2 separate regions of the Homo sapiens genome follow, and region 2 is linked to region 1. Evidence: chromatin loops called from intact Hi-C (ENCODE). Cell type or tissue: endothelial cell of umbilical vein. All regions are shown on one strand.

Region 1 (4,000 bases):
CATCCACCCTTGGTGGAAATTATTTTCTAAGTAGAGAGTCTCAGATTCTGCTGAGAATCTTCCAATTCATCTGACCCTTGAGGCATGGAACATGAGGATTGGCTTGGCAGGAGTGAGAATTTTAGTCTCAATCACATTCTTTTTCATCACTGGCTAAGAACTCACCTAACAAGTTTACCTTAGTAGCATCTGTTATATTTGAAACCATGATTAATCTGCTTCCAGTTGAGAAATTTCTAGTTGCGCCATCTTTTGAGCTGTTTAAAACAGAGCATGTTCCACTGACAGTTGCCTCTGGAAGGATCTGGAATGCACCTGAAGCTCCCAGGACTTGAAGACAGACCTCCAAAGACTTGGATCAGGTAATGACTTTTCATCTATTTGCAGAGCCTGGATCATAGTGTATTAGTGAGACATAGGAAACCTTCAGAGGGACAGAACTTTACATGTTGATGATGAATATTGTATTTTGATTCTATCAGGTTAAGCAAGATACAGCAAGAGTATAATGTGACAACTTCAGATGGAGAGTCTTCTAGGTATGTTATGACAAGTTTTCCCTTTCAGAAAGCTGCAGCATCTAGAAAGCAGACATCACTATATTTGAACCTCAGTGAGAGGAGGTATCACAAGTCTACACTTGGAAAAATCTAGCAATAAATAATTTTATGAACCTCTCTTTTGAGTCTTGCATCTAGGGGTTTGGGAAATAATGTTTGGATAATGTTCTCAAAACCATTTACCATTTTTTAGGAAGCCCTTTATGTTCTCATTCCAATGGCCTTGAGTATGAATATTCTTTTTTATGATCAGGGTCATCTGCAGGGGAATATGAAGCAAAGTGACTGTCAAGAGTGACACAACTGCTTATGAAATCAATCATTTGTGGAGGACACACCATTCTCTTTTTCTGCTGCTTTGTAATAAATAGTTTGACTGGGAGAGGAGTGAAAATGTGGTTCACATTAATGTAGATGATATTTAAGAGTATCATGCTCCTGTCACCCTTTAAATTGCAGACCTGATTGGAAGCTAGAAAGATGAAGATGAGTCAACTGGATGGACTAATATTCCCTCTAGACATAGAGAGATTAAATAATTATTCTTTAATTCTATGTGTCAAAGCCAAACTGTTATTTTTTGTTTGTTTTTACAAAATAGTTATCCTTTGTTTTCTTTTTCTAGAAATAAGAAAGCAGTTTTTACCAGGCTTTCTTTGTGTCTGAAAACAGAAACCAACTCAAATATATAGCACCTTGGCATACTTAGCACTTCAGGCTGTAAATATGAGAGTATGGAACTGAGTTTTGGAATAACAATATGAAGTTAAAGTGCCATTTTACTCTAAAATGACTTGGTTTCATATTCCTTCACTGGACTATCCTGTCTCTCCCTTACTTTGTAAGGACATTGAGGGAAAAATTATTTCCTTCACTGCTCTTCCTTTGTGGTTTATTTTATTTAATTTTTGCCTTTAATTTGAAGGAACAATCTTTCAGACCCTATTTTACCAGGCAGGACAAGTGTTTTGTCCTTCATATTATCGAAGACATGTGAAATATAATGCTCTTTAAATGTTTGTTATTCATTTTTTTCTGCCTTGGCATTTTATTTCCCATTTATCCCAAGACTCTTGTTCTTTTCTGCTTGCCTCTAGGCTTAGAGCACAGAGCTACTGGCCTCTTAACCTATTTGAAAATTCCATCAAAGTTGCCTAGTCTTTCTTCCTGATTCAAATGTGCTAGGTGTTTAATTCTCAAATCTACAATTTTTAGGACTGGATATCCTATTAGGTAAAGATTTCCTTTCATTCACTTGTTAATAGTCTCCTCAGTCTTCCTGATTCATTGTCTTTCACCCTGTGGGTGGGGGAAAAACAGGGAAGCAATTTAAATCTAGTTTCTGACTAACCTGACCACTAATAGTTGTGAGTCACTCTGTTTTGGTAAGAGGTTAAAAGTATTAGAGCTTTATGAAGGATGCTGAGGTAGGAGCAAGACAGATCCTAAATCTCTGTAAACACCCAGTGGGTTTTTAGATTTAAAATGTCAGATAAAAAGGAAAAATGTGGCAGATGCAAAAACATTCTAATTGATAAACAACAGTCTTCTGGCAAACCCAGTCATTTGTATGGCTGCCAAGAATCTTTTAATAAACAAAAACTATGCGATACTGCTGAAATGATTATTACAAGATGGAAGTACTAAAACTTCTGAACTTTGCCCCTAAGAAGACATCTAGGACATTTACTCACAGGTCATTGAGTTTAAATTTATACATAATTATTTCTAAATGTCATAACCTTTGCTATTATTATAAGGATGATTCAAGCTAATAAATTCATCAAGAAAAATATATAACCAATAAGTAAATTAGTGGAAGAGAGAAAATGTTTATTCCCAGTGACCAAATATAACCATTTTCATTTTGGAGTAATTCTTCTAGTCTTTTGAAGACCATACTTTTTTGTTTATTTGTTTTAGAAGTTTAAAAACAATAAAAATTTAAAAATATATAACAGTTGCTTAAATATTATTTTTGCTTCTATAGTCCCAAAGTTTGCAAAACTCTGTAAGTGACTGCAAATTTTTAGGTTGGCATATAAAATTTATGTCATATTTTTAAATCATTGCTAAGGTGCACTTTATGGCACATTGTAAATATTAATAGTTTAAAATTAAATTGCTACACAATTTTCAAAATGAATCCAATAGAATAATGATTTGATGCCTAATATCATCCATTTAAAAATTCCCTTAATGAATTTAAAGTTTTACATCTTTTATTTTTCTCTTTCTATTCATATTCTCATTCCAGTCATTTCTACAGATGTTTTACATATTCCTACAAATATATTTTAATATAACATATTTGTGTTATTATTTCTTTTATTGATCAGTAGATTATTCTCTGCAACTAAAAGGTCCATATACATTAAAACTTAAATTGTTTTCATTTCCTGTGACCATAAGGTTGCATTTTGTAAAAAGTTTTTAATGATGTGTGATTTTAATTTTTCTTTGTATATAATTGTCCAAAGGATCATAACACATTAAAAGTTTAATGAAAAATGATTAAGCATTAGGAGTAAAACTTTATTGGTGATGCTTTTCTTAATGACGTAAATAGATCTTTGCCTTTTAAATTCTGCATCCATTGATGATGATTATTTATTGACAGAATGAAACAAAATTCATCATCAATTCTTTTTCATTTTTTGAATAGATGTGAGTGCTGAGAAACCATGTTTACATAATGCCACAATTTTTTGAACTCTTTATGAAGCTCTGTGTCACAAATCACATAGTGATGCATCAACAAAAATTATTTTATTTTTTTATTATACTTTAAGTTCTGGGATACATGTGCAGAATGTGTAGGTTTGTTACATAGGTATACATGTGCCACGGTGGTTTGCTGCACCTATCAACCCGTCATCTACATTAGGTATTTCTCCTAATGCTATCCTTCTCCTTGTCCCCCACCCCCCGACAGGCCCCAGTGTGTGATGTTCCCCTCCCTGTGTTCTCATTGTTCAACTCTCACCTATGAGTGAGAACATGCGGTGTTTGGATTTTTGTTCCTGTTAGCTGGCTGAGAATGATGGCTTCCAGCCAAGACACAAAAATTATTTTTTATGATCTATCTACTAACCACTCAAGTGCATCCTCTTTCTATTTTTTTTTTTTTAAGCAAAGAATTCGAAACCGACTTGCAGAAGTTAAATGCCCTTGGAAAGGGACTGCTATTTTATTAAGGTCAGTTCCTTTCCCAATACCAATGTCAATATTGTCAATTATTCTCTTGTTAGGGAGTCTCAGCCATTTATACAGCCTAGAACAATTCACATCGTAAGATTCAGGAAAGGAGAGGGTTGGGCTTTTCCTTTGCAAAGTTAGAAAAGGAGACCCTGCTTCAAACCAGAAATTCTCAGGCCAAATTAGTATTACAAAAGAGTGTAGATGAGAGTCAAAGGTCTAGAATTTCATTCTTTTAAAAC
Region 2 (4,000 bases), 56 kb before region 1:
ATGACAGGATGTTACAGCGTTGGACCTGAATATACATGTAATACATATATGTAGGAAATATGTATTATATGTACATATATTAAATATATAAATAGTAGATATGTATTATACGTACATGTAATACATATACGGTAAATATATATTATATATACATACATGTATTATGTATATAAAATATATTACACACACATGAAGTTATTTAATTATTTATTTTCTCTTTAAAGAAGAGGGCTTTCTGCATCTGGGAATTGTGGAGAGAGTGTTGCTATGGGGCTTACTTGGATTTCTAGTCCCCACCCTTCTATTAACTATGAAACACCTTTAGCAAAGTTTTTTGTTACAGAGCTCCTTTCTTTTTAATGGCTTAGCACCTGTGATTCTTTATTTCCAAATAGCCATAACTTTTTCTTAAATTACTATTTTATCTCTTTATAACATAAACGTATTCTAAAAAGAAAATAGTTGCATAATAACTATTATATATATTATTGTCTTAATCACATATTTTCAATATGAAGAAAATTTAAAAAATACCAATTTTATACTACTCGAATGATTTTCCCAGAATAATTGAGCTGTATATATCAAAGTCTGGTCAGAATAAAGAAGCCACTCTAAGTATTCCAAGCAGAAAGTGTTCTTATATGTGGAATTAGATGCTTACAGAACTGATGGAACTTCTCAAGCAATGAAGATCAAAAAAAAGTCACGGCTAGAAATGAGTGATTTACAGGAACTTTCCTGGGAGTTGCTGCAAGTGAAGCTCAGGAATAAAAGGGGAGCCATGATGGCAGATTTCAGGTGCCTGCAGCACTGTGTGGGTGATTCCCAGGAGTTCACCCAGAAGCCACCATAAGTTTCTGTTATCAGCCTGTGCACCTGCTCACAACTGCCCCAATGAATGAAAACCCTTTCATTAAGACAAAAGCAGAAACACATCATAGGAAAGAGAATTCAAACATGCTCCCCTTCTAAACAGAGGAGAATATAGAAAGGATTATGGGTGATGTCAAACTAATACCATATAAAACAGCACCAGAAATGATCAGTTTTTATATCTCGCTCCGGGTAGCTGTATATGAATCAAATCTAGGATTCCCAACAAACATTAATGTATAAATGAAGTGACGTAGATGTGATAGGACAAGTTGGACTAATTCTATGATATACATAATGAATTCTTTAATTGATTATGAATATTTTAATAAAGTATAACTTAAAGTACTTTCATAATCATATGAATGCATTATTTGTCTTTTATTGCTGTTATTGCAGTAGATTGAATGCAGACACAAATATAAAAATCCAACTGCTTTGTGGAGCCAGACGTGAAAGAGATTTGCAAAACTATAAAGCACTTGTCTCACTAATTTTATATACATATAACCCACATTTTTTAAAAAAGCTTTTGAAAGTCCTAATAATTTTAAGAGTGTAAAGGGTCTTGAAAACAAAAAGTGAGAATTACTGAATTAGAAAAGTGAATCCTCAATTGACTTTCTGATAAACATATTTTCTTGGAGCATATCTTCAAACCACAAGTTAACTGCCATTTTATCTTACACTAAACTTTTTTAAAAATCTCATTGCATTAGAAAAGTTTGCATTGACTGCAGCATTTGCCAAATAGCTTCATGACTCACAACTAAAGATAGGTTACACATTGGAAATTCAAGAGACCAAGAAACCAACTAGTAGGTAATGAAGGACCTCATGAACCTTGAGTCCCTTGTTGGGAAATACTTTCAAGATAAGTGATTTAGGATAAAAAGTCCAAATGAGATAGCCTTCATTTTTCAAGAGAAAAACAGAATATAATCTGAGCTTTGACTCATTCCACACATTATGTTCTAATTTATGTAAAATAGTTTTTGGATTAATCATGACTTTTTCTTGGACTCCTTCACTATTTCTTACTCATCCCTGACATCAGAGGCTGTTTGGCTTTCTGGAGCCAGAGTACAAAAATGCAGATGGAAGGCAGGAAGCAAAATTACATGGCTGGATTTGGGGGATTTTTCACATGAAAATATGAATCTAAAAAAACCACAAACTCTGAAATAAGAATTCTGTAAAGCTCCCTACACGTTAAGCACATTTATATACAATTGTATTTTGTAGTTCTAATATCAATATTCAGTTCTGCCTAAGTTAGTCCTTTACCTCAGTGATCACAATAGTATTTTCTGTTTGTGTTCAATCAGAATTTCTTTCTAAGCTTTATTAGATGTCATCCCATTCTTGTCCCTTGCTACTTTATGCTGGGATGATCATTTATATTTTGTAGCTGTTAGTGCTCTTGGAAGATTTCCTCAGTTTCTGCTAATGTAATTTCCAAAATTTATTCAAATATAGATTATTTTTATTTAATTTTCTCCAGTGCACTCTGAGAAATGCTTGGCACTATTAATCTGTTAACCCAGAGATTGCATCTAGGTTTAAAATCTTGAATCTTACTTTCTATTTTTCTCTAACTCCCTGTTGCCCTTCTCCTTAATAATGGGAAACCCTAATTCTTTCCCTTTGGCAGTAACTTCCTGTTTTGAATAAGAGTAAAAAATTAATTTCCTGATGTAAAATATACATTTTTTTTTGAGACAGAGTCTCGCTCTATCACCCAGGCTGGAGTGCAGTGGCATGATCTTGGCTCACTGCAACCTCCACCTCCTGGGTTCAAGCAATTCTCCTGCCTCAGCCTCCCAAGTAGGTGGGATTACAGGCACACACTACCATGCCCGGCTAATTTTTGTATCTTTAGTAGAGATGGGGTTTCACCATGTTGGCCAGGCTGGCCTCGAACTCCTGACCTCAAGTGTTCTGCCCACCTCGGCCTCCCAAAGTGCTGGAATTACATGCGTGAGCCACTGCGCCTGGCAGAAATACACACTCTATCACACATAATGGGAAAAACCATTAAACATTCCTGCTGGTTACTTTAGATCACACTTTTAACTGCTTCTTTATTTTAATCACAGTATTTAAGCTATATCAAAAATAGTTTACTAAGTAAAAGTTACAGAAAAAAATAAATTGGGGAGGGGAAAAGATAGAGAATGGAAAATATTGGAGACGATTAGAGAGGCAGATCGATCTGGACTGGGAAACACCTCCTCTTTTACTGTTTGCTTCATTCTTTCTTCATTTTAGCTCTCTTCCAATGAAATCTTAAAATTTTCAAGCTGATTTTAAGCAGGATGTATCCAATAAAATCAACTATGGTTGAAGATTAAATAAGGATGACTAATGAGATTGATGTTTTCAAAAGTATGTTTATCACCAAGTGGAGATTTTTAACTCCAGTGTAGTATCCCTTAAAAGGGATGGAACAGTGAAAATGGGGAATAGGAGATAATTAAAGGAAGGTGCCTTGTCCTACTTTTCAATACTGATAAAAGCCCCAAAAAGTCTTAATTGGATCATAGCTGTTTTATAGCCTATGAGGAGACATCTTTCCTTAGCTTTGCAAGTGGCTTTATATACTACTGAGAGAAATCAAAATAATCTCATTCCTTAAAGAGAATGTGGTTTGGCTTAAAGAAAAAATGTTAAAAAGTGCTCAAATTTTGAAGTTGTGTAGCTATGAATACAAGACCTTTTTTTCTTCAAAACTGTGTAGTCGTAGAGTACATGTAAGTTGACTAGGTCGATAAAAATGGCTTGTGGGTATAGCTGCCTCAAAAGACTCAAATACTGGAAGAGCCTTAGTTAAACTAAACTCTGGTTTATTCATACTTACATCTAAAAGGTAGACATACTTGTAAATTAAAAAATGTTGTTTTTAACTTTTAGCCAAATCAAGTAAACCTAGAATTAACTATTGAAAACCTTGAAAGTGTAATGTCTTGGTAGAAATATTGTTTTTCCCAAGATACCAAACCAGGTCATAATATAGTAGTAAAATTTAACTAATAGATGATATTATTTTATTAAATAATCAATTCGACTTTACCTGATTACTAATTTTATTTTCTTAAATGAAATATATTTTAATAAGATGTAT

Evidence for each region. A loop is a pair of places that touch in the nucleus more often than their neighbours do. Peaks named below come from ENCODE experiments on the same cell type or tissue, not always from the same donor. Only the 100,000 strongest peaks of a DNase experiment are listed, where the experiment ranks them.
Region 2: a loop joins it to region 1, with 3 times the contacts of the local background. A loop is called at or near these places in 1 of 110 quality-filtered maps.

Annotation. Positions count from the first base shown.
Region 1 is chr10:88,705,959-88,709,958 of GRCh38, forward strand. LIPK (lipase family member K) reads left to right here and starts at 291. Exons shown (of 10, transcript NM_001080518.2): 1 at 291-362. In endothelial cell of umbilical vein, no CTCF peak of the experiment used is centred here; a DNase peak (open chromatin) is centred at 1,983; H3K27ac peaks cover 235 bases.
Region 2 is chr10:88,649,548-88,653,547 of GRCh38, forward strand. No RefSeq gene overlaps it. Among named protein-coding and RNA genes, the nearest start is that of LIPF, 13 kb to the right of the region's middle. In endothelial cell of umbilical vein, no CTCF peak of the experiment used is centred here; a DNase peak (open chromatin) is centred at 1,824; H3K27ac peaks cover 1,720 bases.